Linked DNA regions of Homo sapiens: region 2 is linked to region 1. A link is an interaction called in ENCODE POLR2A ChIA-PET data of the cell type or tissue named here. Cell type or tissue: OCI-LY7. All regions are shown on one strand. Each heading gives the region's core, and the rest is flanking DNA. Links, peaks and the distances in the headings are about the cores only.

Evidence for each region. Peaks named below come from ENCODE experiments on the same cell type or tissue, not always from the same donor. Only the 100,000 strongest peaks of a DNase experiment are listed, where the experiment ranks them.
Region 2: POLR2A ChIA-PET joins it to region 1 with 6 read pairs; 5 of 35 experiments call an interaction of 5 or more read pairs at or near these places.

What each region holds. Positions count from the first base shown.
Region 1 is chr9:120,758,852-120,764,227 of GRCh38, reverse strand. FBXW2 (F-box and WD repeat domain containing 2) reads left to right here. Exons shown (of 8, transcript NM_012164.4): 8 at 1-5,376. Among named protein-coding and RNA genes, the nearest start is that of FBXW2, 32 kb to the left of the region's middle. In OCI-LY7, for the core only: no CTCF peak of the experiment used is centred there; no DNase peak of the experiment used is centred there.
Region 2 is chr9:120,894,322-120,899,697 of GRCh38, reverse strand. It overlaps a transcript of PHF19 not described here. Among named protein-coding and RNA genes, the nearest start is that of PHF19, 20 kb to the right of the region's middle. RefSeq lists enhancers at 997-1,076, 2,502-3,003 and a cis regulatory region at 2,046-2,754. In OCI-LY7, for the core only: CTCF peaks have their summits at 1,987 and 2,186; a DNase peak (open chromatin) is centred at 2,347; H3K4me3 peaks cover 932 bases; H3K27ac peaks cover 4,359 bases.

The sequences.
Region 1 (5,376 bases), core at 325-5,324:
CTGCTAATTGGTTGCCTATGAAATCACATTGTCTGTTATTAAAGCTTTTTACCATAGCCTTTTTTTCTTTTGAAGTTGAAGCAAAGGTGCTATGATGTTGTTACAGCAACTTTCCTCACACGGGGTTTAGCTCTTATAAGAGCCAGTGTTAAAACTTCCACCAAATACCAGTTTATAAACTTCCACCAAATACCAGTGCTAAGGAAAGTCTGTCTTCCAGTTCAAATCCAATTCTGTAAATTGAATGTTAGCAACTCATTCTAAACCTTATATCTTGGCAGAGTCAAGGTTGGCCATGTTTAAGATGTGAGCGAGTTCTGTAGTTTTTGTTGCCATGTCGGGGAAGCTAGTCCCCGGCAGCCTGGATGACTGCACAGCGGTGCCCTGGTATAGCAGAAAAGAGCAGTGAGCTGGAAGGTTAGAGACCGGGCCTCTTACCCTGGAACTCTGCACCCTCTCTGGGTCCCAGCTTCCTTGTCTGTACAGCCAGGTATGAAGCTCAGTGATTTCTAAGATTCTTTCTGGTCCTTCACCTACTGAAATGTGTAAAAGTTGATCATGTATTTTTGTCTGATCCCTGATTCATGGTTTCTTTCAGGTCGGATAATATTTAAATGAAATGACTGTTACAGAGTTTTCTATAAGAACATCAATTATATGAAAAGGATGAATAAAAGGGAAATGTAGAAAATATAGCTGATTCCACTTAGACAGTTTAAGTAATTGGTTGAAGAAATGCTGATAGAAGCCATGGTTTAAATAGGGACACAGTATGCTATACTAGAAGGATACCTGAACCCAACCTAACTTCCTCCTTTGCCTCTAACTTAATCTGCAGCCTCAGGCAAGTTAACTTTCTCTTCTAAGACCATCATTTTCTTCATCTTTTAAGTGAGGGAATTGTCCTAGATGAGGGCTCACAAACCCAAATGCCTAAGGGAGCCGTGCAGGTAACATAAATGAGTAAAACATTCTGGGGAGGATTGTGCTGTCCCCTGGAAAGTTGATCTAATAGGGCAGTTATTCAGCTCTGTTTTGTCATTAGGAGAAGCAAGCCCAGGGTTGGCAGGTCTTCACATTGTTTCAGGAGGAGCTAGAAATCCAGATTTTTATTTGAAATCCTGGATTTTTAAAACGTTACAACTGATTAAAGAAAATTTGAAATAAGGTGAGCCAAACAAAACATGTCCCTGGGTTGCCAGATTGTGTCCTCCTCCCTCTCTAAAGTTAGGTAATTTTGTGATTCAGCAGTGGAAATGTTAGTGGTCACAATCAGGGAGAGAGTAGAGGGAGCAAGCAGTAGAAAAATCTCAGCCGCTCTTCAGCTGTCTCCCCTTGTATTACAAGGGTGGTGGGGAGGGATGTATTTCATTCACAGACCAATAGGAAGGTAGTTTGAAGATGAACATAAGAATTGGAACCTCAGTGACAGCTTATGTCTGGGAACATGAGTTATTCCTTCTTGCTGACTCCAGTATAAAGCATATCCATTTTACAGGTGAGAAAAAGGGTTGCTGGCAGAGCTGAGAATGATGTGAACTCTAGAGTGGGGACCTATCTCTTGCAGAATCTGCATTAGCATAGAGCCAGACTCTGGACCTCTGAGTGCTGTGAAGTTGATAGAAATTAATGGTGAATTTCAAGGACAGATATCATTAATATCCATGTTGAAACTCTGTGGGGTTTAAGCAAAAGAACAATATCTTCCCCCATCCCACAAAATCTGGGTTTAATCTATCTCACATTGAGTTCTGTGCATCAGCTCTGCTTAGTACTCTAGAAATAGAACCGGAATCACAACTGAATCTATTTTGCAGAAGCCCCAGGAGACTTTGGGCAATGATGATGGTAAATGACTTTTTACTTTATTATTATTTTTTTTTTTTTGAGACAGAGTTTCGCTCTTACTGCGCAGGCTGGAGTGCAATGGCACGATCTTGGCTCACTGCAACCTCCGCCTCCTGGGTTCAAGTGATTCTCCTGCCTCAGCCTCCTAAGTAGCTGGGATTACAAGCATCTGCCATGACACCCAACTAATTTTTATATTTTTAGTAGAGACAGGGTTCCACCATGTTGGCCAGGCTGGTCTTGAACTCCTGACCTCAGGTCATCCACCTGCCTTGGCCTCCCAAAGTGCTGGGATTACAGGCGTGAGCCACCACGCCTGGCCGAGTTTTTACTTTTTATCGAGCCTGAACAGATAACTATTACTGATCTAATGACCATCCCCACCCTACCTCACTTTCAGATCTATCCAATAGCTTCAAAGGGCAAGTAATTATAATCATTTGTGGGAAAAGTTTTATTAAAAAGTGACAAACTTGAAGCTGTATATAGTATGTTCTATTTCAGTTTTTAGTGGTGAATACAGAAGTCATCAAGGTGGTACTTGGTGCCGCTGGAATTTTTTTTTTTTCCTAGGCAGTCTTGCTCTGTCATACAGGCTGGAGTACAGTGGCATCATCATGCAGCTGGATTTTGACAGCAGAACTTCAGGCAGTAATTGGAGTCCTAATGTCAGTTCTTCCTTATGGAGGCCTTTATTTGGCCTGAGATTTTATTCAACTACTTTATAGATGCTGGGTTTATTCATACTATCGCCAGTTTTTATAAAAATGGAAAACTAGCTCATCCTTTTTGCAAAAGAAAGCAAAGTGGGGAGTCAGAATGAGAAGTGGATAGGGGATAACTAAAACTATTCTTTACTCTCCTTTCATTGCCTTTGAGAGCTAGCTCTTGCACACACTGACTTTGGCTTCCTTAGCGCATAGGTAAGGGAATTGCCTTTCCCTCTTTTGTGAATATTCTCATTTCTGAAAAATTCTAAGTCATGAGAAGATAAGCCCTATCCTTTCTTACAAGGATTGGATTTCTTGGGTGACACTGTGGTGTGGTGGAAGCCAGCGGCTTCTTTCAGGTTCATAAAGGCCATCATAACAACTTCAGGCTTCATGGTGTGGACAGGGATCCAGGAGAGCTGAGTGGATGTGTGAAGTTTCTGATAGATTCTGTCATCATTCCAAAGGAATGTAGTTTCCTCCAGCTCAATCATTTGAAGTAATACACATTGCCAAATCTGACTGTAACCTGACATTTTAGACCTATTGGAGAAATAGGAAGAAAGCCCCTCCAGTGGAAGGACTGGACTTGGAAGAAGTTCTGCAGGAAGGTGCATGCAATTGGATAGCTGTTCATGAGTGAAACGTGGGGAACATTGCTATGAAATTGTAAGGTTTGCACTTCATTTTTCGTAGTTTAAAAATTGCTCTGTTCTGGCTGTTGAAAACACTTGGTGTGAGGTTTGAATGAGGATTATATAATCATTCTAGTATTCATAGGAAAATGATTACTGCTCTCTATTTGTAAAACAAAAGAAATAACTTTCGGAAACAGTATTTTAGACATGAGGAAATTGTTTGTATTAGGCATTTTGATCTAACAGAATCAGCTAAGGATAGTGGATCCTGGCTTTACACATTTCTTTGACCAAACCCAGCTGGCAACTTGAAGTTGTTACTGTGTGGCTTCCAGATTGCCTAGAGGTGAATCCTACCAACATCACTGTTTTTTTTGTTTTGTTTTGTTTTTTTTGTATGTTTTTGAGACAGAGTCTTGCTCTATCCCCAGGCTGGAGTGCAGTGGCGTGATCTCGGCTTACTGCAACCTCAGCCTCCTGGGTTCAAGCGATTCTCCTGCCTCAGCCTCCTGAGTAGCTGAGACTACAGGCGCGTGCCACCACGCCCAGCTATTTTTGTATTTTTAGTAGAGACGAGGTTTCACTATGTTGGCCAGGATGGTCTTGATTTCTTGACCTCGTGTTCTGCCCGCCTCTACCTCCCAAAGTGCCGGGATTACAGGCGTGAGCTGCTGTGCCCGGCCCCAGCATCACTTTTATAGCTTTCTGTGCCTCTTCCTCTGGGCCTTGGTGTATGAAGCCACTTGCCTTTCTCTGTTGGGAAGCGAGCAGAATCAGATTGCTACTCATGATGCAGTCCGGGCAGGGCATACTGTCACCTTTGCCTGTGGACACAGTTGTCAGGATAGGGGAGAAGCCCTTTAGGTCCGTCTTCTTGACACAGCCCTCCTACCTGGTTACGCTGGTGCTTTCGCTTGGTTTAGACAACCAAGACACTTGAGAATTATGCTGTCCTCAGAATGTCTGATGAAAAGAACAGATTCACTTTTTTGACACAATGCCCATTAGCCATCTTTGGCAGTGTTTCTGATCAAAGGTTCCCCATGCCTGCTCTAGGAAAGTAAACTTTTTTCAGAATAAATCCTCAAATGGATTACTGAGTAGTCTTTGCACCATTCCCATCAGCCTAATCAGACTGAATGGTCACGCTCAGTGCAAAAAGCTGTTTTGCTGTTAGGATGTTTCAGTGTTTCTTGTCTTTCCTGGAACAGTTCAGTTGTTTAAATTTAGTAATTCAATCCTGACCAGTGTAAACCCACTTAATTATTGCAGCCTAAAGAATTCAGCTACTTCTACTCTTCATAAATGTGCCCAAGTAAATATGTGTTTTTAATATTCAACCCTGGAAAATTAGTAATTCAGATGATAAAAGCTCATGTTTTGGTGTCTTTGTACTCAGATTGTGAACAGGCATATTTCACTGATTTAGACTTAGTATACTTGATGAGAATGCTCAGGTTGAAGAGATAGTTCTGTCAGCAATCCAACATCTATAGCAATGTGGAAAAAGTAATCAACTCATATTTCACGAATTTGATGTATGTTGTGATTTAGAGGGCATGAGATAAAGTTTATATTTGAACTGTGTGGGGTAGGGGGAAGAAGAGGTTGCTTAAGCAAATAGTGGGGTGATTGTGGAACAAGATGTCTCTAAGATGAGAAGTTATTTTCTTGCATCATAGAAGCACTCTTTTTACCCGTGAGTGATTGTGTTAACTATAAATCATTTATATCTGTACATTAAAGCAGATTCCCTCAATTAGGCAAATTTGGTTAGCCAAGCCCAAGTTATTGTTTGTACTTGAAAGTAATAAAGCTGCATTTCCTTAAAAATATATTCTGTAGTTAAGACTTTGTCTTGCTTTCCCCCCAACCACTTCAGACATTTTATCCAACCAATGCAGGGACTTTTCAAAAGTCAGTGTGTTTTTGAAAATAGAACAACCCCTTGAGTGATCTGAGGTGGCTCTGTTTTTTTACTGTTTCTGCATCTTCTAGAAGGTAAACTCAACAATATAACCATTTCTGAAGGTGATCCAAAAAGCAAAACAATAAAGGTAAAACACAAGGAAATAATTTTGGTGAATTTCATGAATAGTTGCAAATGAAGGGATGGGGTGGGTAAAAGTCCCATTTTGCTTCCAGACCTTGGAATAGTCTTCCTCTCTTTTGCCCAAGGA
Region 2 (5,376 bases), core at 274-5,273, 140 kb before region 1:
GACAAACAGCATCTACTTTCCTCTACTGAGCTCCAGAGCAGAGGCTAACTAAGCCTCAGCTTCTACTTCTGCCATGAGAGTGAAAATTCTAACTTCACCATGTTGTCGTAAGGATGCCAATTGCAGAAGCCACTTGCTTTGTCCACTGTGGGGGTGCCAGTGTAAGAATAACAGAATCTTTTTATCTTTTTTTTTTTTTTTTGAGACGGAGTCTTGCTCTGTCGCCCAGGCTGGAGTGCAGTGGCGTGATCTCGGCTCACTGCAAGCTCTGCCTCCCAGGTTCACACCATTCTCCTGCTTCAGCCTCCCGAGTAGCTGGGACTACAGGCGCCCACCACCATGCCCTAATTTTCTGTACTTTTTAGTAAAGACAGGGTTTCACCATGTTAGCCAGGATGGTCTGGATCTCCTGACCTCATGATCCACTTGCCTCAGCTTCCCAAAGTGCTGGGATTACAGGTGTGAGCCACTGCGCCTGGCCTTTTTTTTTTTTTTCTTTGAGACTGAGTCTCGTTGTGTCGCCCAGGCTGGAGTGCAGTGGTCCAATCTTGGCTCACTGCAACCTCTGCCTCCTGGGTTCAACAGATTCTCCTGCCTCAGACTCCCAAGTATCTGGGATTACAGGCGCCTGCCACCACACCTGGCTAATTTTTGTATTTTTAGGAGAGATGGGGTTTCACCATCTTGGCCAGACTGGTCTCAAACTCCCGACCTCAGGTAATCCACCTGCCTTGGCCTCCCAAAGTGCTGGGATTACAGGCATGAGCCACCGAGCCTGGCCGGAATAAGATAATCTTAAACAATCATGGAGTGCTTAGCTAGTGCCAGACACGGCACTGCAGGCTCTACCTACATCGCTCCATGAAACTTTCATAAAAAACCCATCAGGAAGGTGTGATTATTATCATCTCTGTTTTATAGTAGAGAACACCCAGTCTTCAAGGGGTAAAAAATCACTCACCCAAGGTCACACAAGCACCAGGAGCCAGGACTTGAACCAAGATCAGTTTATGCCAGGTTCAAACCCTTAAGTCCAGTGATTTGATTCATGACTAGAAGCAGCATAATGTTGTGGGAAAAGTACAAAAACACCTATCAGCTGTGACATCCAGTTTTAGTTCTGAACAGACTGCACATTAATTTGTTTAAATAGCCATGATAAAATGATGATAGCACTCATTTGTTGAGCATACGCTTTTCTTGCAAGTATCACAATACTGATAACAGACCTCAGAGGAAAGTATTATTTTCCTGACTTTATAGATGAAAAAACAATCTCAGGGCCGGAGGCGGTGGCTCATGCCTGTAATCCCAGCACTTTGGGAGGCCAAGGCAGGAGGATCGCCTGAGGTCAGGAGTTCGAGACCAGCCTGGCCAACATGGCAAAACCCCATCTCTACTAAAAACACAAAAATTAGTTGGGTGTAGTGGCAGGTGCCTGCAGTCCCACCTACTTGGGAGGCTAAGGCAGGAGAATCGCTTGAACCCAGGAGGCGGAGATTGCAGTGAACTGAGATCGTGCCATTGCACTCCAGCCTGGGAGACAGAGCAAGACTTCGTCTCAAAACAAACAATCTTAGAGAGATTGTTTGAAACTCACACAACACGTGAAATGTGGCTGATCCAAATTGAGATGCTCTGTCTGAAATATACACCAGATTTCAAAGACTTAGTATCAGAAAGAGAATTTAATATTTCTTTTTTTTTTTTTTTTTTTTTGAGACGGGGTCTCACTCTGTTGCCCAGGCTGGAGTGCAGTGATGCGACCTCAGCTCACTGCAACCTCTGCCTTCCAGGCTCAAGTAGGTCTCCTGCCTCAGCCTCCCGAGTAGCTGGGACTACAGGGGCCCACCACCACACCCGGCTCATTTTTTGTATTTTTGCAGAGATGGGGTTTCACCACGTTGGCCAGACTGGTCTCGAAATCCTGACCTCAAGTGATCCGCCTGCCTCGGCCTGCCAAGCTGCTGGGATTACAGGTGTGAGCCACCATGCCCGGCTGAGAATTTAATATTTCATTCGTATTTTTATATTGATGACATGTTGAAATGATAAAAAAAAATTTGATAGGTTAAAGTATATTAAAATTCATTTCATCTGCTTCTTGTTTTCTTCTAATATGGCTACTAGAAAATTTAGAATTACATATGCAGGTCATGTAATATTTCCACTGGATAGCACTAGAGGACTTTTTCAGTGCCTTGGCTACAGGGAACAGGCCCCACCCACTCCATGTGACCTGAAACCAAGCTCCTTTATAGTTAGGGGCCTTGCACTGGGTAAAGGAATCATCCCCCATACACACCCACATATCTTCACACTGCAGGTGGAGAGTCCTGGTGGTGCATCCCCACCACTTCCTCCCTGACTCCCATCTGCCTCTGGGCCAGCCTGTGTCCCTGCAAGACGTGACTGTTATTTTTAGCACTTGCCGCCTCAGCACAGCTGGCTGGGGAGCTTGCTGGGCGTGGGCCAGCCCCAGGACTGCCATCTCCCTGCCAATGGGGGTCTCAGGAGAACTCGATTGTGAGGCTCTGGGGCTTCTGAGAGCCTGTGAGCAAGCTCCCAATATCCCTGGCAAGTACATATGATCGTAATCCGCATATTTGCAGATGACAAGACCAAGGCGAGGAGGTCTCTACAAGCTAGGAGGTGGCAGCGCTGGGGCTTGAAAGCAAGTCATCTAGCCTGGGCCTTCTTCCCAAAGGCCTAACACTTCACAGGGGTGGGCTGTGGGCCCTGCCCACTACACTCTGGGCAGATGCCAGGTCTCGTGCAGCCTTTCAGTGGGGGCGTGTTATACCTTATAAAGTATCCTACACAAGAGAAAGGGAAACAATCGATTTGGAAGGAGGTGGATAAGTAGATGAAACTTCATTTCAGGGTGTGCAACGCAGCATCTCCAAATGAAGTGGGTTACAGTAATTTAAAAGAACCATACAAACGGCCGGGCACGGTGGCTCACGCCTGTAATCCCAGCACTTTGGGAGGCCGAGACGGGCGGATCACGAGGTCAGGAGATCGAGACCATCCTGGCTAACACGGTGAAACCCCGTCTCTACTAAAAATACAAAAAAAATTAGCCGGGCGTGGTGGCGCGTGCCTGTAGTCCCAGCTACACGGGAGGCTGAGGCAGGAGAATGGCGTGAACCCGGGAGGCGGAGCTTGCAGTGAGTCGAGATCGCGCCACTGCACTCCAGCCTGGGCGACAGAGCGAAACTCCGTCTCAAAAAAAAAAAAAAAAAAGAAAAAAAAAAAAAGAACCATACAAACATAAAACTACACAAAAACCAACACTGTCTCATGGTTCAGAACCCAAGCTTCAGGGTTCTAATCTGTGCCTCATCTGTCCAAGCTTCGGTCTCCTCCACTACACAATTGGCATGAGAGTGGTTAGAGGATTAAATGAGATCATGGACCTAAGAGCTTAGCAGAGTGCCAGGTACGAGTGAGCCCTCAGTAAACACTAGCTAGTGTTATTATTTATCAAGGTTTTATTGTATATCAAGTACCATGCTAACTTGTTACATAATTCCTCCCCTTAAAACCTCACAACAACCTCCTGAGGCAGCTACTTTTATCCTGCCCATTTTACAGATAAAGAAACTGAGGCTCAGAGAGGTGAGGTCACTCTTCAGGGTCACATGGCTAGTGAGGAGCAGCAAAGCTTGGAGTTTTTTGGTAACAGCTTTTTAAAGATGCAATTCACACACCATACAATTTACCCACTTAAAGTGTATAATTTGGCCAGGCGCAGTGGCTCCCATCTGTAATCCCAGCACTTTGGGAGGATGAGGCAGGCAGATCACTTGAGGTCAGGAATTCAAGACCAGCCTGGCCAACGTGGTGAAACCCCATCTCTACTAAAAATACAAAAATTAGCTGGGTGTGGTGGTGCATGCCTGTAGTCCCAGCTACTCGGGAGGCTGAGGCAGGAGAATCACTTGAGCCCAGGAGGTCGAGGCTGCAGTGAGCCAAGATAGCATCACTGCTCTCCAGCCTTGGTGAGAACTTGACTCAAAAAAAAAAGTGCCATTATAGCTAATTAGATAAACGCAACATGAAAGTCACAGGCTTCTCTTTAAGGCAATCACTTGTCCTTAAATTTAAAGCTCAAAACCCTGGGAGAGGGGAGCAAAGTAGAGCTCACTGGGGGGTTCTATGCTTTGTTTTGGGGTTTTTTGTTGTTTTTGTTTTTTGTTTTCTTATTTTATCTTTTTTTTTTTTTCTTTTGAGACAGAGTTTCTCTTTGTCACCCTGGCATATTTTTTATTTTTTTGAGACGGGATCTTGCTATGTTGCGCAGGCTGGTCTCGAACTCAGGCTGAATCCATCCTCCCACCTCTCCATCCCTAAGTGCTAGGATTACTGGCATTAGCCCCCATGCCCGGGATTAAGGGGACAGTTCTATCCTTTATAAGTCTTAGTAACTCTGGGATTCCAATGAGAAAAGCCTCCAGGGAGGCCAGGGTACATTAAGGTGTCAGCAGGGTCCCCTCCCTCTGGAGTTTGGATAGAAAGAGCACTGGACGTGGAGTCCTTTAACCCGGATTCAAATCCCGACGTGCTACTTGCTACCTGTGTGACTTTGGGCAAGTCACATCACCAGCTCTGAGCCCAACTGTCATCTTGGGCAAAGCTGGAGAACAAAGTCCCTGACCAGTCGGGGATCTGGGACTGGGATTACACAAATACAAGAGAAGGTCCTCGCCCATGGCAGGCTCCCATCGATTTTTGGTGGAGCCGAGGCTGGCGGACTGTGTGCTGGGTTATTTAAGGAGTCGACTCTCTGACGCCTTCTACCAGTAAGTCGTGTATTTAGCATTCATTCATCAAAGCCTCCGGATGCCTCCTACGTGCCCTGCACTATGCTGGTCTTGGTAATCCGTGGTCCCTATCCCAGCGCCCAGGTGGGTCCGGGAGATCGACAAGAACCCGCGGGGCGGGCGCGAGGCTGGGGAGCCGCGGGCGGCCGGGTGGGCCCGCGCCGCCGCCATATGGAACGCATTGAGCGGCGCTCGCATTCCAAACGCGCGGGGCTGCCCTGGCTCGCAGGCGCCGGCTCCTGGCCCGCGCCCGGCCTTCTCTTGGCAGCCGGGGCCTGCGCGCCCTATCAGGGGCCTCCCGCCGCGGCCTTCGCGGGAGCGCGGCCAAAGCAGACGAGGCGGGTGGGAGGCGTCGTGGAAAAAGGGCTTGCCCCGCCACGGACCCGGGAGGTACCTCCGGGATGGCCAGAATCCCAAGGATTCCGTTGCTTTGTTGTATTACAGAAAAGTAATGGAAACATGTGAGTCTCCGCCGCAGACAGAGGCAAAGAGAGGTCCTAAGGTTGGCATTCAGGGCCTTAGCCTAAGTTTCAGATCAGCTTTCCCTGAC